Regions from separate parts of the Mus musculus genome. Here region 1 is linked to region 2. Evidence: chromatin loops called from intact Hi-C (ENCODE). Cell type or tissue: left cerebral cortex. All regions are shown on one strand. Each heading gives the region's core, and the rest is flanking DNA. Links, peaks and the distances in the headings are about the cores only. Region 1 holds the start of Ly6h (lymphocyte antigen 6 complex, locus H). Region 2 holds the start of Zfp41 (zinc finger protein 41).

Region 1 (11,276 bases), core at 1,313-9,312, 53 kb before region 2:
AGTCCCGGAGGGAATTAAGTGGGAATAGGACAAAACCTCCCTTCAACCCATAGTTTCTACTGCTTTCCAGCCCCTGATCCTGGACCAACATTCTGCCAGCCTGTAACAGAAGGAGCAGAGTCAGAGGCTAGACCCAGCCCCAACTCCACATGCACAAATAGCCCTCAAGCAGGATGTTCTGCCTCACACCTCAGGACCGTGTTGGGAGGGTGTAACTCTCAAAGAGGGTCAGATAGCAAGGAGTAGGGAGGAGAAATCTTAATGGAGGCAGTCTGGCATTTCCTGAAAATCAGTGAAGACTTCCAACTCAACACCTACCCACCCCTCCTCTCCTCTTCTCTTTGTTTCCTTAAGATTTATTTTATATGTATTAATATTTTACCTGTATGTGTGTATTGCATCACACATGCGCCTGGTGCCCACAGAGGTCAGAAGAAAGATTTGGATCTGCTGGAACTGAATGTATGGATGGTTTTGAGCCACTATGTGGGTGCTGGGAATTGAACTCAGGTCCTTTGCAACAGAAGCCCTTAACAGGTGAGCCATCTGTCTAGCCTCACGCTTCTGTTTTTAAGGGAAGCTGAGTATTGAACCCAGGGGCTGTATATGCTAGACAAGTGCTCTACCATTGATCCCTGTCTTACTCTTGATATCCTATCTCTTTCAAATCTACTTCTCTCGTATGAAGAGGTAGCAATGGGATGAACTGGGCACATCAGGTGCAGAAGGAGATGCATGTGTGCTCAGCACCATGGAAGAGACTCCCTGTACCCATGAGGAAAGGAGAGAGCGGGGAGGGCACAGGGTACCCATTGCTGCTGACAGACAGCTGCCCATGATGTTGGAGGATTCCATTGGTTTCCAAGCAGAACACGGAAGGCAGGGGATGCGTGTGGCACTGTCTAGCAGCCACGGTGCTAAACTCGCCTCTGATGAAGATGTCAGAGCACCTCGGACAAATCTGACACAAACATGCTGACCAAACACTGCCTGTTTAAATATGGGAGCATTTGAAATAATGTCACCAGGACCTAGGTGGCTTGCCATCAGGAAACCTGACAATGCAACTCACCACATTATCTGCTCATTAAGCTGGTGGCACACTTGGTTGTGTCAACAGATGGGAGAGAGCTTCTCTTGTAAATTCATCAGCCATTCTTGACTTGTAAAATCGAATTGAAATATGAATAAACAGTCTAATGTGAGCAAAGGTGAGTGTAGCTCTTAAGGTAGTGGGAAGGCCTTCTGGGAAGAGACTCCTGGATCACTGTCACTACTCAGTCACCCTCTGCAAGGACTCTGTGCCATGAACACAGAAACTGAACAAAATAATGGGAAAACTGGAATCAAGGTTAGATGTCTTCATTTGGAGACCATGTGATTTTTATACCTTGGTGGGAACAGTAGTGAATTTAGAGGCAGGGGGTTTCCTTCCCTGCTAATTGTAGTGTGTTCTGTATCTGTTTCACTGGTGCAAACTTCTGTGTTTCTGGTCAGCCTCAGTGTTGTGGATCCCACCTTCCTGCTGCAGGGATTTTAAACTATGCCTCCTAGCCCCATGGTCTCGTGGGCAGCTCAGAGGTTGTGAGCATGTTTGACTTTGGGAGAGGTGGCTCAGATCGGCTATCCCAGGGTTAGGGCCATATAGCTGGTGCAGCATGTGTCTCTGCTGAACACTGCCTTCAACTCACCAAGTCCCATTAAGCCTTCTGCATGTGCATCAGACAGACACTGGGGTCTGCACTGGAGCAGACAGTGTATATGTGCAGGGACCACCACTCGGCTAGATAAGGAGCATAATGATAGTATTCCTGCTGTTTTATTTCCAGACCTAGCTACTCACCAAGGCAGCCTACACCTGTCTTATTCAAAGCAGCCATCCGTGTCATCCTCCCAGGGTGGTGGTGGCTAATAGAGAGTGGGGAGAGCAGACAGCACATCTGTCACTCAGGCATCTGTGGAAACCTGTGTCAGCCCAATGGTCATTAGCCAAGAGCATCTTCATCCTTGTTGTATCTGTCAACTCCTCCAAGCTGCTCTTCTGGGGCTGCCTGGGGCCCACCATCACCCCATCACCACCCTCAGATCTGGGACCTTGGGAGGGCACCCATTAACAGGGATGTCCTAGCTGAGTGGACCCCCCCCCCCGTCCCCTTGACTACATGCTCCCTATTTTGAAATGTCTGAGCAACTCCTCTTAGGGGTGTCTGTTCTGCTCTCAGAGAAGCAAAAGGGGGGGGTTAGGCTTCTGGAGGTACAAAGGCTAGGGAACTCAGGGCCCATCACTTACCTGTCAGTAGCTCTCATTTGCTTGCTTATAAATGGTTCACTAACCATTTATGGGTGGGGGGACAGGAAGCCAAAAAACATCAGCTTCTTGCACAAATATGACTAACCGGATTTCAAAGAAAAGGGCCTATTGTTACACTACCATCGAAGCTATGGAGAGGCCAGCCATTCACACCTAGAGAGGCAAGCAGCCCATGGGAAGAGAGCTCCATGGTCCTTTAGAGAGATACCATTCCAGGAGCCCTGGTGTATCTGCACTCCAGTATCAGACCCCAGAGAGCAAACTCTAAAACAGATTCTATCAAGAGACTCTGGCTATGGGAGACTTCGTCCATATAAGAATCAAGGGCAGAAGTGGCAATGTTCCCAGAGGAATCACGAAGGTCAGTTGCCTCAGCAGCCATTAAACTGTTTCCCTCCAATTGAAATGGCATAGCCAAGACCAGTGACAGAACCAGAGAGGTGGCAGCTCTTGAGCATCCTGTCTAGGTAAGAATGCATCATGTTGTGTAGGTCGTGGTTTAAATCAGTGGAGAGATTGGGCTGTTTCATAAGTGACTGAAAGACAGTGGCAGCTTTGAACAACCCCCTCCCTCCTGCTACAACGAAGCTCAGGTGGATGGATGGATGGATGGATGGATGGATGGATGGATGGATGGATGGATGTCTGAGTGCAGCTACCAAGCCTGCCAACATTCAAGAACACATGGTACGGATTCACAAGAAGACAGAGGAGGTTCTGAGGCAGGAAGCCCCACACTGTATAAAACAGACATTGAGACAGACCTCAATGTTCCCAGCCTCGGTATAGCAGACATGTGGTACCATAAAGCAAGACAGAAGGAAGCAACCACCAAACTACCAAACCTACATAGAGTTGTGTATGCCAGGAAGGGCCAGTGCTGGCATGGAAGGTCGGCAGGAAGGAATCAGGAACTCCTCAAGGGACACTGTGACAATGAACCTCAAGGACATTCATTGCTGACATGTTGTCAGATGGAATGTCAGCAAGGTTCTATCCTTTATCTATTGGATGGACAGAAACCCCTGACAGTACACAGCTAGAAAGGATGTAACAGGGAGACAGGAGAGATCCATTGCCTTGTTAGAGGACCTATAGCCTCCTAGCATTTCTTCTCTGCCTGCCTCCCCGTTTCTCAAATCAGCCCTTCATACATGATCACCTCAGCCCCTAGCAGGAGGACAAGGATAGACCCTCCAAAGCCAGTGTCAGAAATCTGAAAATAACTGAGTCCCTACTAAGGGCTGGCTAAATAAACCAGAACCGTCCGTTCCCAGAACAAGTCAGGAAAACCCACAAGACACCAACTACAACTCCCTGGAAGGAGGCTGCTAAGGAGCTTCCTGAGAAAAAGGGCCAGGAGAGGACAGGAGGGGAGATGAGATGCCTCAGTCCATAAAGGCTCTCGCCACCAAGGGTGGTGCTGAATGGCATCCTCAGAACCCATATGATGGAAAGAGAAAGAACTAACTCCCCCCATGTCCTCGGTCCTTCGTGTGTGCTCCACTGCACACATTCACAATGAAGCAAATAAAAACTAAATGTAATAATTTAAAAAACGGGGGGCGGGGGGGCAAGGGACACAGTCAGCCCTGTCCAAAGAGCTTGTACCTGTCACTGATGTGGAAGGCACCCCAATGCCACACCAAAGCTAGCAATGGACCTCTCCTTGAGATTAGGATGTTGGCAACTCAAATAAGGTTGCTGAGGGGACCCAACCCTCTGTGCCTGCTACCCCATCCTCAGGATCCCCTCAGAGGTACAAGAGAGTTCTCCTTCTAACTTCATGCATTTCTTCAGGGAGGTCAGAGAATCTTGCCCCTGTTTGTTTTTAAAGACCATTCAGGCAACACATTAGGCGCATGGAGTTGACTGAAAGGATGTGAGCTCCAGGCTCATCTTCAGCTGGCAGCTCAGCCTTCCAGAAGCTCCGCAGACTTCTCCCAGGCATCCACCACTTCAGCTTCCCTGTTCCCTCCCTAGACATCTTTCCCCTGCTCCAACTGTGCTCAGTGCTCTCTAGGCACCAGGCATAAGCAGGGGGAGCACTTTAGAAGGAGGTAAGGAGCAGAAGGGACCATTGAGGCAAAGTTCGAATGCAAAAGGAACCAAACTTCTAGGGACAAGTCCCTGGCTGTGTCCACAACAGACCTCAGACATCAGCAACTAGTGACAACAGGGTCTCCCCCTTCCCGGTCACCCACCTGAGCCTGACTCTGGTCACTCATGTGCAGGTCCCAGGAGTAGTGTCAAGGCTAGAGCCTACAGGAACTAGTTCTCTTTCTGGGGGCCCAGGACCCAGCAGTGATCATGGGTTTGGGTCAGCCGCAGGTGGCATGGGAGAAGGAAGCACTGGCCAACATTCAGGCCTCAGAGAATGCCTGGGGTGTTCCCAGAGCATCGCAGGGTGAACCCAGCTACACAAACCATCTGTGGAGCATCTGGCAAGCAGCAGGAAGCTGGGTGGACTCAGGGATGAAACTGAAGATCAGCAGCAGGGGATGGAAAGACCGGGACAGCTCATCTCCCCATACAAGTCCTCCCCATTTCTCCCACCTTTGCCACCTTCCCCGGGAATCAGCATCTTTGGGCCTTTGTACTCCATCCATGCTGGATCACAACTCATAGTGGAGCAGCGAGGTGCAGATATCCAGCGAAGGGGCAGAGTTCAGGAAGTGAGACCTCTACTTCCACCTTAACCAACCCCAGGGTCTTTAGCCACCCATAGAGAGCTGAAGAGGCCCAGAGCAGTGTCTGCAGTTGGGCGAATGTGCATCCTAGGAAGGGTGTGAATGTGCACCTGAACACATCACATGGGGTGATGGGGACACTGGTGAGGATATTTTGGTGCCGGTGTGTGTGCAGGTACCTGTGAGTGTGAACACGTGACTGAGCAGAAGAGTTGACGCTGGCTGCGTTCTGCGGGGAAGCGCACACCCAGGCTGGCCATGTGCATTGGGAAACGCATGAAGGAGTACATCTTACACCCATGGTGAGCTTGAAAAGTTCTCACGCCTCCCCGGCAGCCCCGCATTGCCACCCTGTCCATCTCAGCTCTCACCCCACCTTCCTTAACTGTCCCCTCCCAAGCTCCCAGCCCTAAGCAACCCTCCTCAGAGCATCCCCAAGTGTCTTAGCATACACTCCCACCATCCCCTATCTGTCCGGTCTCGGTGCCTAGTTTGGCACTTACTCCCTACCAAGACCATGCCCCACCTCCAACACCCAGGCTCAGACCCGGGCACAAGACTCAGAAGTGACTTTATTTCTCTGTAGTTAATGCCCCTCAGGCCAGGCTGTTGGGCTGTCCCTGGCTTGACCTCCCTCCCCTTGGAGACCTGGAGGGTCTCAGTCCCTTGCCCTCCCCCTCCCCCCTACCCCAGCTTCCTGCCAGGATGTCTGGACTCCTGGAGATATTCAGCTGCTTGGGATATGGAGCTGGTGGAGAAACGGAGAAGGCTCACTCACATCTAGGGAGGTTGAGAGCCTCAGACCTTGATGCCAAACCCTTGCTGTCCCAGCCCCAGCCAGGCCAGGCTGGGGAGGGGCAGCAACAGGCTTAGGGGACAAGCTCCAAAGCCCAGCAGGAGGGAGGGAGGGGTCTTAGGGCCCAGCCCAGAGAAGAGCAGGCCCCAGGCTGAGCAGGAGCCCCCCAGCCAGGGCCCAGGGGCTGCGTCCTGCGACCGATGCCCCGTTGCACAAATCTTTCTCGCAGCAGTCCACGTCGACTTTTAAGATCCCAGAGTTAATGAACCCCATCAGATAGTCTGAGAAAAAGTGCCGCTTAACGAAGTCGCAGGAGGAAGCACACATCTTGTTCACAGAATGATCCTTCCTGCCTGGGGGGAAAGAAGGAAGGCATGGGGGCTAAGGTCCACTTCCATCTGAGCTCTGTCCCTTCCCTAGAACCCAGGACCCTCCAGATCAGTTTAAGACGTGGAACCAGGGAGGAACAAGCCAGTGTTGTCTTGCCTCAAAGTCATGATCTTGTCCCAGGGAAGAGGAACTCAGAGGACACCTCTGATCTCTCCCTAGATCTAGCTTTCAGTAGCCCCGCCCCCTCACCCGGTCCAGGCTTACTGCTGCTGGGGTCGGTGATCCGCACGCTGGCACAAACGGTATCGGTGGGCTGGCACTGCTTCGGAGCGCAATGGCTGGAATTGGCCAGGGTGCAGTCCTGGCACCACAGGCCATGGGCTAGGCAGGGCATGAGAGAGGGATAACCAGGGGAACCCGAGTCTGGACAGCCAGACCCTACACCCCCTCTTCCCCAACCTGCTGCAGCTATCACGGCAGAACCATGCTCACAGAAGAGTTCACTCCCACAAGACCCAGAGTGGGCCTCCAGGTTGACCCTGTGCTGTGCCTACACATCCTGCCTCCCGCATCCTCTTACTCCTACACACAGCACCCCCAAAGATAGGTAGGTTCCAAGACAGGAAAGGTCCACCCGACTTAATAGGAAGCTCGCTGAACCTCTGAGAATGAGGGACATCTGCGCAGTACTAGAAGAAAGGTGGAAAGGCGCTGGATGCCCTCGAGTGTGGGGAGAGCCCCCGGTGGCTGGAGCTGAGATCTAAGAGTGGTGCTTCCCGTGATATGACCCCTCCCCGCGGGCCCCCGACTCACCCGGCGAGGGGCAGAGAAGCAAGGCCAGCAGCGCCAGACCGAGGCTCTTCATGGCTGCAGGCAGCATGCTCCGATAGGGCCTGAAAGAGGCGCGGGGGCTGCAGGCGGGGGTCCTCTGGGGCGCAGGCCTGGAGGGGAATAGCCTCGGTCAGAGGACCCAACCCTAAACACCCTTCCCTTTTCTGGCCTGAAGATGTAACCATCCCCCAGGAATCAAAAGCGCGCGGGGGGGGGGGGGGAGGTCCAGGAGCTCGCAATGCCCCACCCCCAACCCATCACCGGGAGCATCCACCATCACAGCCTCCCCTCCAGGGAAAAGAGGTCTGCCCTCTCCGGTGAGGTGGCCACCCGAGGTCCCCGCAGCCTTCGCCCTGCACCTGCGTGGGGAGATTGTCTTCTCTCCCCAAGGAGCTGTAGGTGCGTCCGGACAGGAAAAGCGGGAGGAGGGAGCGCACCTTACCTGCCGGCGGGGGAGGGTTGCGCGCCGCGTCCCCGTCCTCGTCCCCACCCCTGGGCTGGGGGGCCGGGAACCCCGCGCCGAGTCCCCTCCCCTGGTCCCCGCGCGCGCGCCTCGGCGCTCACCGCGAATCGGGGCGTGGAGTGCGGGCCTCGGGGTGGGGGGCGCACTCACATCCCTGGGGTGTCCGCACTCCGGGCTCAGCGGCGGGCACGGCGCGGGGAGCGATGCCCTTCGGTCTCCCTGCGGACCGGAACCGGGGCGCAGCTTCGTCTTTCGGGGAACGCAGCCGCAGACGCGGACCCCGCGCGAGGGGCGGGGCGGAACCGGGGCGGGGGCCTCGCACAGCTGGGAGACGCGCGGGGTGGGGGGCGCCCAGGGCTGGAGGCCACTCAGCAGGTCGCCCTACCCGGCCTCGGCGCCTTTCGTCCGCGCGCAACGCCCCTTCTAGGTCTCCCGCTCCTGCTCCCGCCGCAGCAGCCCCCCACCCTTTTCCACCTCCCTACCCGGCGTGGGAGGATCCTCCCACTCTGCTTGGCCGAGGTCCCTTGCAGATTCTCGGAAGAGCTTTGGCTGCTAAAGGAAGCAAAATGCACAAAGACGCAGCGAAAGAGGGAAGCGGAGAGGTAGGGCTGTGGGGTTCAGACGCCCAGCCTTGGGGCTCCTCCCTCCCCAGCATCCACCTCGCATCCGATAGTTCCAGCCAATTCTACTCCTAAGAGTGCCCATGACGACGCCCACCGGCAACTCAGCCCTAGGGACTTTTGTTACCAACCACACCCACACACAGAGATGACAATCCTGGCCCCTGTGTAAGGATCACACCAGGTTCACACCTTGGGCTCCTGCTCCCCCCCTGCCCTTCCAGCTCTCTTGGGCTCAGGGTAAGCCACAGCTCCCTTCGCTCCCTTGTCACACAGGAGGAAAGGTGTTCCGTGTTCAAAACCCTAGGCCCTGGAAAAAGCAGCTAGCACACCTTGGATTCTGCCCGCCCGCCCCACCCCCACCACAGAACCTCATACCAGACAAATGACTGTCACTAATACCAAGTCCTTGCTAGATGTGACAACCTCTGCTGTCAGTCTGAGCGTATAGTCTGTTCTCTTTGATCTAAACAGCACATTATAGATGCATGTTGCCTTGGTGTCTCGGTGTTGAGTTACAGGTAAGGAGAACACTTAGCAATAGAGCCTCCTCCTGCCCAGGGTCACACAAGTCACCAGGTGATCAAACAGCGTGAGCACTTGAGTAGTTCACAAGTGCTGAGGAATAGAGGGACTAGACACTTTGAAGAAGGGATCTAGATGAAGAGAGTGCCGAGGATAAGAATTAGTTCATACACAATTCTCTGCAAAAGAAGTCCCGCACTCCACTCCATTGTGGAGCCCAGAGCCAGCCTGCCATCAGACTGGGGTGAGAGCAGCTGTGCCTGAGCCTGCACTCAGGTTGACAGGCTGAGCTATAGTATGGATTCTTGCAGAGCAGAGGCTTGGTGAGGCTTCTAGGTAAGAAGTGTTTTTAGGGGAGTAAATGGTCCTTGAACCCCTGTTCATCATGCCGCAGCTTGAAAAGGCAGGCGGCCTGACTAGATTTCCCTCAACACTAACAAACCTCCTCGAACACAAAGCCAATGTGCTTATTAAGACATGCTAGAAGAAGAAACACACAACCCCAAGCCAAACCGCAAGTTTACCTGACAGAAAGAAACTTCGCTCACATGAAAAAAGACCAATGCAGGCCTTAAAAGGACTCCCAGGAAAAGGAGGTGATCACTGAAAAAGAAATCTGGGGGGGCGGGGGGGAAGCAACAAACACCCTACATGTCACACCCTTTTATTTACATGAAATGCCCCAAAGTGTAAGAATCCAACAAAGACAGAAAGATTAGCCAAGTACAGGGAGGGAAAGGAATGACCGGCTTGGGACACGACTAATCATTTTGTAGTAATGAAATGCCCTAAAATTAGATTCTGGTGATGGATACACAACTTTATTAATACACTAAAAGTCACTGAAATGTATTCAATAAAGAATGAGTTGTGTGGTATGTGATATATTGTATCTTAATAAAGTTGATGTTTAAAAAAGAAAAACAACTTAGCACAGAGTTAAATTAGCCAGCAAATTAGACACAGATGAAGAGGGAATTTATGAGCTGGAAGACAAATTTGAAGAAATCATCAGGAAAGGCTAAGGATATAATTCAGTGGTAGGACTCCTGCCCACAAGAGATCAATGATGTAACACAAAATAAGAAGTTTAGAACCACAAAAGATTGTGTGCAGAGAGCTAAGAAAAGTCTAATTGAAATTCCAGTGATGGTGTTTAGAGACAGTCTACTTAAAATAAGTCAGAACTGGTGAAAGATAAGTGTTGGTAGAGATTCTGATGTATAATAAGCAAAATAACAAATGATGATTTACCTAAGCACAACATAGCAAAATTGCAGCCCACCAAAGACAGGAAAACCTAGAAAATAGAGAAGATAATTCTAAAGAATCTTGGGGCAGAGCAATCAAAACCAAAGAGGGTGAAATAGGATCTTTGCAGTGCTAGAGAAATGCCTAAGTCAGAATTTTATGCACCTTTGTCTAAAATTAGGAGTAAAACAAAATTTCAGATAACCAAAAGTCTAGAAAACAACTTAGTAGCAAGAAAACAAACAGCCTGACTCAAAATCAACAAAGGATCTAACTAAATATGTCTCAAAAGAAGGCATACAGGTAGTTACAGGTTTGCAGAAGAATACTAAATATCATTGGTTACCAAGGAAATGCTAATTCAGACCACAATGAAATGTAAAACGTGACATCAATTAGGAGGATGATTGCTAATTCAGACCACAATGAAATGTAAAACGTGACATCAATTAGGAGGATGATTCCCAAAAAAGCTGAAATACCACAGTGCTAGCTAGGATGTTAAGGAGGGAATGTGTGCATGATCTCATTTGAAGAGCAGAGAAAGAGTGATAAAGCCCAGGAGCTGGGCACCAAGAGACACAATTTCCCTTAGACAGAAGGATAAGTCATTAAGATCTGTTACACAGCCCAGAGCCATAGTTTATACAATGTATTTTTTTTATTACTAAGATAAAGTATTTTAAGTGTCTTCATTGAAAACCCAAGAGGTTGAAAAGCTGATTGGCTTCATTTAATTATTCTACAATGGGTTGTGTATCTAAAGGCTCCCTGATACCCAAAAACACACACACAACTATAATTAATCAACAGAACTATTTCTTTTGGTTTTATTTTCTTGTGACAGGGTCATGCCGGGTAGCCCAAGCTGACCTCTAACCCACTACCCTTCTGCCTCAGCTTCTGCAGTGATGAGGGTCCAGGTGTGTACCACAGCACTGACTATGTTTAGTTACAAAGGTTACCAGCCAAGTGCCAGTGCCCAGGTGTTGGCACTATTGGGATCTTTCTGAAAACTGTAGGAGTTGGGGATAGAGAAATGGGGACTGGGGACAGATCCTGCGGAGTTGCACTTGGCCCTTCCTGTCCCTGTGCTTCCTGTCTGTCAAGAAGTTAGAACAACCTCTACCAAATGCTCCTTCCATGATGTCCTGCCCAAAGCCTGGTGCCAAGCAACCTGAACAGACACCTCAGAGACAGTGAGCCATAGCCTATCTCCCCTTCTTTAAGCTGTCTATGGAGATATTTTATGTCGGAGCAATAAGAAAGCTAGTATACTGACTCAACATTTTTGATTGATTATTCTGTATTTGTTTGGGGGACTTGGGAGTGTTGTTTTTAAAGATAAGATCTCATGTAACTCAGTCTGGCCTTGAACTTGCTATATAGCTTATCCTGGCCTTGAATTTCTGATCCCCGAACCTCTACCTTCCAAATGCTAGGATTACAAGTACGCTGC
Region 2 (11,276 bases), core at 1,695-9,694:
AGATTATTTTCTTGCTAAGAAAAATCTAAAATCTTAATTGCCTAACCTTGGGACGAGCTTAGTGTGTTTCACCTGTACTGGCCTTCCTCCATATCTAACCGCTGCTGCCATTGCCTCTTAATGTTCAGGGAAGTTCCCATGAATCAGAGCACACTCAGGCCTAGCATCCACCAAAGCTCAAATGTTTTACATATTAGGGGACCAATAAGCCCAGGATTCAGCATGGATCCTCCAGTCACCCTGAATGGCCTCACTTACAGGAACTCTTAGTCACCCCCCCTTAGAGTCCTAGGGTGGCTCCCACCCCAGACATCTCTCTCCACAGCAGAGAATCTGGTGGGACCTGTCTGCCAGGACCACGTTGCTTTGCAAAGCTGCTTCATTTTGGCTAAATAGAGACAATTCCTGAAACATAAAGGTTTTTGGTTCCCAGTGACTTGTTTTCTTGATTCTTGGCACTCCCCAGTCTATCCATTCAGGTAAAAGGCCTGAGAGATGCTTATTAGTCACCTGATGTTCTTTTACCCACCATGTGCCTTATTTCCTTCGTTACCCCTAGCAACAGCCAACAGTGGGCCTAAAAGGAACATTTTCACTTCTCTTCCCACTTTTCTGCCCTATAGTTATCCCAGCCTGGAAGCAGATTTGGCTTTCTGGAATTACAGATCTGCTTCCCACAGGTCTGTTTCCAACAAAGCCTGAGCTATTGTAGAATCAGCCATCACCATGTGGACCCTAGGGACCAGAATCACCAGTCTCTGTGGCAAGCACCTTTACTTGCTGAGCCATCAACCTGGGCATAATGATTTTCTTAACATTTCTGGAATAGCTGGCTTTCACGCCCAGGTGAGTGACAGAGCCATTTGGATTAACTCTGAAGAGAGGTGACAATGGCTTTTACAACAAGACCCCTGCACAGAATGTCAGATACAGAATGCCACGTCTCCGCCCAAGGCGGAAATGATTCATATCCTCTATTCTTCTGACCAAAACAACACAGGTAAGGTATAAAAGTAAAAATATGGAAATGATTCTATAAAAATAGCCACTCTTGGGACTGGGGAGATAGTCTAGGGGTTAAAGTTCTTGCTATGCAAACATGAGGTTCTGAGCTCAAATTCCCAGAATACAAGTAAAAAGCTGAGCATGGCTGCACATAAACCCAGAGCTGGGGCAGCAGGGGAGGACAGAGGGGGAGAGCAGGAGGATCACTGGGGCTTCCTGCCAGCCTAGCTCCAGGTTCAGTGAGAGGCCCTGTCTCAAGGGAAGAAAGCGGAGCATGACAGAACAAGATGCCCAATCTTGTCTTCCTATAGCCTGTGCCTGTTTATAGGGTATCCACTCCTACACACAAACATGCTCATAGAACACACACACTCAAGTGCACACACACACACACACACACACCTCTTTTATTTTAATTATTTATTTTATGTATATGAGTACACTATAGCTGTCTTCAGACACACCAGAAGAGGGCATTAGATCCCATTAGAGATGGTTGTGAGCCACCATATGGTTGCTGGGAATTGAACTCAGGACCTCTGGAAAAGCAGTCAGTGCTCCTAACCACTGAGCCATCTCTCCAGTCCCCACTCCCCACCACCACCACACACACACATACATAACTCTTTTTTTTAAGTTAAAAAATAAAAATAGGACTGGGAAGATAGTTTAGTGGGTAAAGCTTTTATTGCACAGGCATGAGGACCCGAGCTGTGACCCTCACTCAATACATGGAAGAGCCCAATGTGGCAGCACATATCTATAATCCCAGTGTTCTTCCTACGGCAAGATGGAAGGAGGAGACAGGAGAATCCCCAAAAGCTCACAGGCCAGCTAACAAACAGCAAAGAAAGCCTGCCTCAAACAAGACTGACAAAGTGGTCTCCACGTGTATTCATACAGACATAAAGATAAGGGGGAAAAAGATTTTAAAGCATCCCAACAGTAAAATGGGAACAGCTCCCACAAACCTGTCCTGTGACCACCCTGATATACGTTCAAGTTGAGGGGCCAGCAAGAAAAGAAAACCCAGCTGCCATGGGAACTTCAGCTTAGCTTGGTCTTCACCGCTGAGTCAACTCCATCCATCTCTCTCTCTGCCCATCTGGACACAGGGCTGCCCATTGCCTCTAGTACCATGACACTAGTGTAGGTTTCACCTCACTTCCTTAGCTCCATTACACACTGCAGCTCAGCTGAACTCTAACTCTGGGGTGTGGCTCTGCCAGTGTCCCTAGCAGCAGCTCCCTAACAGGACTTGTCACTCACCCTACCAGGGACTCTGCCTCTATGTCAGCTTCCTGCCTCTACCTCCACTATGGCCTCCCTGAATTCCACAGCAATCTTCTTAACCCTGTTGCAGACATTCTGTAACCTACCTATGGCCAGAAATACTTGCCGTGTGCCAGTTGAGGTCTAATTAGAGTGTTAACATTAGTAGTCTTCACAGGAATAAAAGAAGCTGTGCTTGCCTCGGTCACTAGCAAGAGCCAATCTGAACCACTTGACAAATACCAGTCAAAGAAGCCAATGTAGCTTGTGAATTTGTTATTTGTTATTCAATAAATTCTGATATTGTAAAAAGACACAAATGTGTTTATCTGTTTCTGACATTTTGTATTCACAACGAATACTCACTTGTAGGGTCACTAGCTCTTGTTCTTGGCTGGTGCTGGACAAGAGTTTCAGTTTCACTGACAGAGTCCAGGGGCTCTCTGGAATCTTCCTGCCTCCCAGGACAGAAAGCAACCATTTATAGTGGTCTTACTGTTCCTTGTTGAGTTGTAAAAATCCTGGTGGTGGTGGTGGATGGGGGGGTGGGGAGGGAGGGGAGCAGGTGCTTTCCCCAAGGCAGGAAATCCTGAGGAAGGAGACTCATTACCATTGCCCTTCCAAGGACCTTGTGGTTTGTAGAAGCCAGTGACGCAGGAACAAGGCAGTGACATTAACACAAAGACAATCCATTGCAACTAGGGAGGCCCTACACTACCCAGGTTCCCATGTGAACGGCCACTGTCAGGAACAGACATGTCTCAGTTGTATATCACTGAAGACAGCATCTCCTCAGGCCGACCCTAAGCTGTACACAGCAAATAATCCTGGCCACCAGACAAAGGGGCCATGTGTCCAGATGGCTCAGAGCTTGTGTCCAGACACTGGAGCTTCTTAGCAGAAGACACTTCATTGTCTTCTTAGAGAAAAACTTGGACCACGTGAGCAAGCCCAAGCCACAGGCTTAGCAGTTGAGTCTCACTGACAAGAGAAGGGTATAATTCTCCAGAGAGGAGCCACTCCAAAACAGAATCTCTTCCACAAATGAAGGGGCGTGGGGGTAGGGACAAGCTGGAGCATGCCTGAGAGCTGAAAAGAACAAGAATGATACCAACAGTCTATGCGCATCCAGCTCAGCCCACCTCATTAGAGGATAGGTAAGAGACTGGGGACTACATGAAAGATGGCAGGAAGCACACAGGCCACTAACCTTCTGGGGAAAGCAAGCAAGGAGATGCCCTACCTCCCTGTACCAAATGCTGGTAAGCCAGAAAGCCCCATGCCACTGGTAGGAATGAATGAGAAATGGCACAGGCTCTCTGGAAAGCAGCTTGTCTGTTTCTTGCAAAAGGCAACATGCAGTTTGGGACCTAGCAACTGCCTTCCTGGGCACGGTCCCAGGGAAATGAAACAGCACGGGGGGAGGGCGGGGGGGGGGGCGCTGCTTCCCAACAACCTTGTAAACACGTCCTTCAGTGGACAAAGGATCCCAAAGCTGTGATGCACACAGCGCAGAGGCAGCTGTTCAGGAGGCTGAATGAACCACCATTCAATACACAGCCACTCTTGTGAATCTAGACAGCGATGCCTGAATGATAATCGGCAAGCTCCGCCAAGTTGCACGCTGGACAATTACATTTATCTAGCATGTTGGCGTTGAATCTAAACGGATGAGGTGGAGACGACACTTAAAGAAAGGGTCTGTTAGAGGTTTGATACAGGCTTCTGCAGCACAGGAGGCACTAACACTGTGTACTAGTCATGTAAAATGGCGCCCCCAGGGAGACTTCACCAAGCACACAACAGCTCTCGATTCGTTTCTCATAACTTCATTCTCCAAGCGCCGTGGGCCACACCTATCGTCCCAGGACTCGACCGAGGCAAGAGATTGCTAGTTCTAAGCCAGCCTAACCAAATATAATAGTGGAGAATATACCCAGAAAGTCGAAAGAGCACAAGAAGTGACTAGATTTAAATATCTGTAAAGGCCCGCGTTAAGGACAGAGCAGGGGACCCTGGCTTTGCCGGAAAGGAGGGGCGGGGTCGGATGATTCCAGGGGGCTACAGGCCGTGCACTACTGGGTCCGCCATCCCGGCGTGCCACAGATGGCAAACCCGATGACTGAGAAATAACACGAAGCCTGCAGAAGAAGGCTTGGAGTCCTGAGAAGAGGCGCACGCCGGGAGAAAGGCGCCGCCCGCAGCCCAGAAGCTTGCACAGGCACAGACGCCTGCTTAGCATCCTCTCAAGCGAAGCTCGAGCCCGCAGCCACAGCATCACAAGGAGCGAGGGCAGTGTCTCCTAGAGCCGACCCGAAGGGGCGGGGAGAGGTAGGCGGGCCTACGGCCGCAGCACGGGATCACAGAGAGGCCGGGCGGCTGCTCCTAGAGCGACACCAGAAGGGCGTGAACGAGCAGGCGGGGCTCCGGAGCTTGCGGCGGTACCACCGAGAACCCGGCAAGGGTCCTAGAGCGGCACTGGAGTGGGTTTCGAGCGGTGGGCGGGGCTTAGGGTGCGCGGCAGCACCACCGAGAGGCCGGGGAAGGTAGAGCGGCACCAGAGGGGCGGGCGCCTTTAGGCGCGGGAGTGGCGGGCTCAAGTGGGCATTGTTAACGGTCGCCCGCCCGCCGGTCAGCCTGCTTACGGCCACGTTCCGCCGGCGTCTGTGCTCGGCACCCATCAGGTACTCTCTGCGTGTGTGCACGGTAGCCCCGACCGGGCGAAGGCCGGCTTCTGAGTCGTTTCTCTGTGGACCACCTCGGCGGTGTTGCAGAGGTCCTTGGAGGCGGGGAAGGTGGGCCGGGCTACCTAGCGAAGCCCCTTGTTGCTGGATGCATTGAGCGCCTTATCCTGCCGGCTCCAGCAGCTCCTTGATGGACCTGAGTCCCTAGGTCAGCGGAATTCAACTAAGTTGCCTGAATCACTCGCACCTACTCCTGTGCACAGGCCTGTGAAGAGAGGGGGCAATAAGCTAAGTCGCTGGGGTCTTCTCTGGTTTTAATGACTATTTAAGTTTTCAGTGAGGATGGTCCTTGGTGAGCAGACACAGACACCTGGGTCCCGCTTGTCATTCCTCTCACCAGAGTGATGGTGTTTGAATTGGTACTGAGTGATGCTGCAGACAGGGACTCTCAGGTGTCTCCTGAGCTGTCCCACAAAAGACAAACACTTTCAGATGCTGACATAGAGCAAACAGTCACCTAGCCGCCTGGATCTTGGACTCTGAATCCGGATAAGAATTTTATCTGCTGGGTTAGATATGTGGGTATTTGTCAAATGCTTAGAACAAAATACAGTGTGTTCCCAAAGTGTTTTTGGGAAAGTGTGGGTGCTCTAGATGGAACTGCCAGCAGAGCCCACCCCTTTGGGCCTCTGGGAGTAAAGGGGATGGTGCAGGTTTAGAGATAAAGAGGGGTCACATAGAGAGAGCCTCATCAATACAAGAGGCATCCTTTGGGGGTCTGATGGGGTTTGCTGTGGATTATGAGGAGAGCCCTGAGTTTTCCAGGCTCAGAACCAGGCTGTTGTATGGTAGAGTTACTTCCTACTCCAGGGTGTTTGCACAGTCCCAATGTGGGCGGGTAGAGAGGATAAGGAAGAACGGGGAAGGTTCTGTTTGGGGAGGTGGAAAATGGCCATCGGTCCATGATGGCTATGGCTTTCTCTGGGATGAGTGAAAATCTTGTCTTCAGGCCCAGGAGTGTCTGTGGCTGAGTGAGAGAGTCACTCAAAGAGATGAGCATACAGTGGACCAGAGGCTCTGAGCTCAGCTTATAGGCCTGGGGCTAGAGCTCTGGGGAGTCCACTTTAGTCTGAGGGGCTCATCATGTGAGCAGCTGGAAAGACAGTGGAGCTGCAGAGAGCTAAGAGCTGCCTCTGACCTGTTGTTCATGCTTTTGCCTCCAGAAGCAAGACGACCGTGGTTCTGTCTGCTTGATGCAGCTTCGTACGCAGGAGCTGTCCCTGACAGCGAAGTCCCAGAGAAGGAGCCAGGCAGCCACTGTCTGAAAACCCTCAGCCTTCCCTGGCCTCCAGGGGGGTTTCCTGCTTCCTAAGAGCAGCAATGGAAAAGCCTGCAACTAGGAAAAAGAAGAGTCAGGCCCCAAAGGAGGAGGCAGGTGCGCAAAAGGCCACTGTCAAGGGAGAGAAAACATCAAAGGGGAAAAAGGCAACCAAGAAGCCAAGAAAGCCCCGCAGACCCCGAAAAGAACCTGTCCTGAGCCCCGAGGACGAAGCACATATCTTTGATGCCTTCGATGCCTCGTTTAAAGATGACTTTGAGGGTGTCCCCGTGTTTGTCCCTTTTCAGAGGAAGAAGCCCTATGAGTGTGGTGAATGTGGACGGATCTTTAAACACAAGACAGATCACATTCGCCACCAGAGAGTTCACACTGGAGAGAAGCCCTTTAAGTGTGACCAGTGTGGGAAGACCTTCAGGCACAGCTCAGATGTCACCAAACATCAAAGAATTCACACCGGTGAGAAGCCCTTTAAATGTGGGGAGTGTGGAAAAGCCTTCAACTGTGGTTCTAACCTTCTAAAACACCAGAAAACGCACACTGGAGAGAAACCTTATGGCTGTGAGGAGTGTGGAAAATCCTTCGCCTACAGCTCCTGCCTCATCCGGCATCGGAAGCGTCATCCGAGGAAGAAGCACTGAGCAGGGCGGTCTACAGCTATGGATCCTTGTCAAACACCTGATGATGGTCCAGAGGTCTTACGCAGTATGCTCATCCAGCCACCCATCTGTCATTGAGAGGAAAATCTACCCATCAGACATGAGAGCCCACAGAGGCTTTCTGCCCTTCGAGTCTTCACTTAGTAGTAACATGGTGCTTCCCGGAGCTTCCTGAAGCTCCAGCCATTTTCCAGACTACTTTATGTTACTCAGGGCCATCTTTGGAACAGTTTTGGGTCGCTGAGAACTTTGTAGAGCTAAAGAGACACCCCTGTTGGCAAGGGCCACTGCCTTCCTTTGCTGCCTCTGTCTGCACCAACCACGGTGCTTTTGTCTCTTCTCTTGAAGACTTCTGACTCTGTATGCTCAGCCCCATGCTGTCTGCTAGGGCGAGGAACCCTGAGGTGGATGACAGGCAGCATTCTGACCAACTCTGAGGACAGCACCAAGTCCTGCTTGCTCATCTCTGTGCAGCTGACTTCAGTGATCCTAGAGTTTCACTCTTCTGGCTGAAACCACAGTCTTTGAGCTCAACCCTTGGGCCTAGAGCTGGGTTACACTGCTTTCTCTTGTCCCAGCCACATCGTAGACAAGTAGCCTGGATCCATCCAAAGCCTCAGCAGACCCTGGCACCCTGGCATAGTGGCAGGTTTCTTAGGCTAGGCCTTGTAGCTCCAGGGTGCCATCAGTAGCTTCTGCCCACTGCACCTTGAAAAACAACTGTGGCCCCACCCCACAGCAGCCTGCCATTCCGGTCAATTCCACTTCCTGCTGGTCAGCAGGGCAAGACCACGTGACTCTGTCTACTGTCTGCCCCACGATGATGCTGTGTGAGGTCTGTGTTCTAAAGACAGCAAGTGACTGCTGACCAGGAGGGTAAGTTGGGGGGAAAGTTGGCAGCGATTTGGACATAAAGTAACGAATAATGGCTTTGGTCTTTGGGGCGTCTGCCCTGAAGAAAGGGTCCCAGAAAGAGGACTCAGCCAGAAGTAGAGAAGGGCTTGTCAGCAGGTACAGAAACCATGAGAGGGCACTGCCCAAACGATGCAGGTGGTTATGTTCCCTGGTTGGAATGTTTGACCAGGTGTGGTAATCTGCATGGTCAACCTGACTGGATCTAGAATCACCTAGGAGACACATCAGGTGTGTCTGTGAGGGTGTTGCCAGGGAGATTTAACGGAAGAGGGAAGACCTACCTAAATGTCGGTAGCGCCATCACACAGGCTCGAGTCCTAGACTGAATTCAAAAGGAGAAAGCTGGGCCATGGAGACAGCTCAGCAGGCAAAGGCACTTGCTTCTCACAGAAGCCTGACAATTGAGTTCAGTCCTGGAACCCATGCAAAAGATGGCAATGGAGACCCAGCTCTTCAGAATTGTCCTCTGACCTCCCCCATGCTTCAGAATTGTCCTCTGACCTCCCCCCTGCCCTCCATGCAGACAGCACTAGAGACATACACAGAGGTTTAAAAAGAAAAGCCCGACATTCATCTCTCTGCTTCCCAACTGTAGTAATTTGACCAGTCGTGTCACACTCCCCACAATGATGGTCTGTATCCCTTCAAACCAGGAGCCAAAGAAACCCTTAAGTTGCTTTTTCAGACAGTTGCCACAATGACAAGGTTAGCCGTCCTCTTTCTAGAAGCTGAAACAACACTGTGTGTCTCTGGTGCCTCCTGTGGCACTGACCTGGCCAGGTTTGCTGATGCACTGTTAGGAAGTGCAAGCCGGGGCTGCTGTTGGACCAGGCTGCTTTTACTGCCCCTCCCTCCTCATGGAGCAGAACCTTCCAGGTCGAGGTTTTCCCACACTGCACTCTCCTTATGCAAGCATCCCCGGGAGTATTTTACCAGTCTTGATCCCCATGGGAGAGGAAGGCTTAATCTAATATGAAAATCTAATGAGGTGAAATTGTGAGAAGATGAGTATCAGCTGGTGTAGGAGCTACATGGCATACTTGGGCAGCATGGTCTTGGAATAGAGGGGTTACCCACAAACTCTAGGGACATTGGAAGCCTGGAATGCTGCCAGGTGGCAAGGCAGCATCCTGCTCCCAGCCTGTAGCCCTGTCCTTAAGGATGTGTGCTAAGGTTTTAGGGTACAGGATTTCAGTTCCCTCAGTATTGAGGGGAAACCAAAGACAGTATGTGTTCATATAATACACCCAGAGGGCCACAAAGGCAGAGTGTGTGTGTTCATATACACCCAGAGGGCCACTCCGCAGGGTGGCCCAGTGTCATTCCACATGAATTTTGTTCTTGTCTTTGCAGCCACACAGCCACTCACCTGTTCACATGCTGCACAGTCCTTACAGAGGGCACAGAATGAATGGGTGTGGCCGTGTCCTAACCAAATTTGGCAGAAAGAGGTGCTGCCATGACTTGTTTGCCAGCCCATTTGTTTTATTGTTTTATTTTGTTGAGATGGGGGTCTCACTCTAGCCCAGGTTGTCTTGGATCTCACTGTGTAGCCTGAATTGGCCTCACTCACAGTCCTGCCTAAGCCTGGAGTCATAGGCGTAAACTATCAAAATGGCTAAAATAGGGCAAAGTGCTCCCTCAGGTTCTCATTTTTACTTTGTTTAAGACAGGGTCTTGATGTGTAGCTCAGGCTGCTGAGAACTAACTGTGTAGCCTAGACTGACGGCCTTAAACTCTCCATGATTCTCTGCTTGAGCTTCTAGAGTACTGGGCTTTATAGGCATGCACCACCACACGTGATTCTGACCCCTATTCTTCATGAGGATGTAAGAGAGTTGGAGCCACAGAGAGCTTGCAGGCTTGGTGTGCCAAGCCCTCTGTAAGCCTAGCCCTTCCTTCAGAGCTAGAGCTAGCTGTTGGTCAGAAAGCTGGCTTAAGGACATCTGGAGCCCTGGGTGCCAGAACTAGACTGCAGCAGTTTGATGTTCCAGAAGAGTGACAATGTGGACACAGACTTTACAACAATGGAGATTAGTCAAACACAACCCAAGGCTGCCTGCATTGTCTGATTTGATTCGATTTGTGCAGTGCTCTGATAACTCTTGTCACTTTGCATGGCTGCATAAAGAGCCCTTAACTTAAAGAGAAACATAGCTGATCCCAGCTCAGCCACTTCCTAACTGAGCCACATGACCCTTTCTGGATTAAATTGCAAATAATCTATTCTTTGATGTCTTCTCTACATTCAGGATGTATGGGACAGGCTCGGACAGTGCCGTTCAATCAGATAGCCCCAGGTTGGCCCTGAGAGACACTGTGGCAGTGTCTGGGTAGCATGGTTGAGTTATCCACCCCCTCTCCCCACCCACCCACACACACACAGGTTCGTTCACAGTCACTTTTTGGCTTTTGTGGTCTTGGAGATGGAACCAGGATTTTGTGAGTGCTGGGCTGTTGCTCTGCCACTCAGCTATACCCCAGCCCAGGGTTCTTTGAGAAGAAGAATCAAGTTACTTGCATTTGGTTTGGTTTGGTTTGGATTGGTTTGTTTTGTTTTGTTTGCTTTTGAGTAGACCAGGTTGGCCTCCACTCACCAAGACCCACCTGCCTCTGCTTCCTAGGCTATGGGATTAAAGGCCCACAGCACCACACATAGCCAGAGAACCATGGTTAAAGCCAATGTCTTGACCCATGAGGAGAAAGGAGGTGGCGAGAACATGAGATGAGTCTGTCAGCTGCAGCTTTCTCCTTGCCTGGATCTGGCCATGTTGGGTGTACTGCTGAACCTTGTGTCTCAATGTACAGTGGGGATGATGGTGCCCAACTCCGAAGAATCAACTAGAATTCAGTGACTTGGTGTGTGAAAATTGAGGTGTGGCCAGGAGTGGCTACACACATCTTTAATCTCAGCACTTTGGAGGCAGAGGCAAGCAGATCTCTAAGTACAAGGGCAGCCTGGTCTACATAGCCAGTTCCATGATAGTCAGGACTATATAGTAAGACCTCTGTCTTAAAAAAAGAAAGTCCAGGTATTGCACTGGCTTGTGCCTGGGGTTTTAGTGATGCAAAGTTCTTTGTATGTTGGCATGCATTTACATTGTTTTTTGATTATCTTTATTTCTTTGTGTTTGTCTGTTTACCACATACATGCAGTGTTGTCAGAGGCCAGAAGATACTGTTGGATCCTCTGGAAGTGGAATTACAGTTAGCTGTTAGTCACCTTAGAGGTGCTAGAAACCAAATCCTGGTCCTCTGGAAGAGCAGCCAGTGCTTTTTAACTGCTGGGCCATCTCTCCAGCCCCAGCAGTTGTTGGCATTCTTAATGAGAGCAGATACTCATTCACACACATGGAAGGCTAGCCTGCAGGCTAGCAGCCCTGGATGCTCCCTACCCAAGGGGGA

What was found. Hi-C counts contacts between places; a loop is a spot of excess contacts. Peaks named below come from ENCODE experiments on the same cell type or tissue, not always from the same donor. Only the 100,000 strongest peaks of a DNase experiment are listed, where the experiment ranks them.
Region 1: it touches region 2 in a loop (6-fold over the local background); 8 of 42 quality-filtered maps call a loop at or near these places.

What each region holds. Positions count from the first base shown.
Region 1 is chr15:75,559,192-75,570,467 of GRCm38, forward strand. It overlaps Ly6h (lymphocyte antigen 6 complex, locus H), which reads right to left and starts at 7,991. Exons shown (of 4, transcript NM_011837.3): 1 at 7,572-7,991; 2 at 6,941-7,068; 3 at 6,392-6,508; 4 at 5,554-6,150. The coding sequence starts at 7,573. The coding sequence ends at 5,915. In left cerebral cortex, for the core only: no CTCF peak of the experiment used is centred there; DNase peaks (open chromatin) are centred at 4,214, 5,157, 6,187, 6,297 and 3 more places; H3K4me3 peaks cover 2,602 bases; H3K27ac peaks cover 1,908 bases.
Region 2 is chr15:75,611,860-75,623,135 of GRCm38, forward strand. Zfp41 (zinc finger protein 41) reads left to right here and starts at 4,825. Exons shown (of 3, transcript NM_001044718.2): 1 at 4,825-4,961; 2 at 6,185-7,832. The coding sequence starts at 6,342. The coding sequence ends at 6,938. In left cerebral cortex, for the core only: a CTCF peak has its summit at 4,787; DNase peaks (open chromatin) are centred at 3,397, 3,752, 4,027 and 4,695; H3K4me3 peaks cover 2,113 bases; H3K27ac peaks cover 2,203 bases.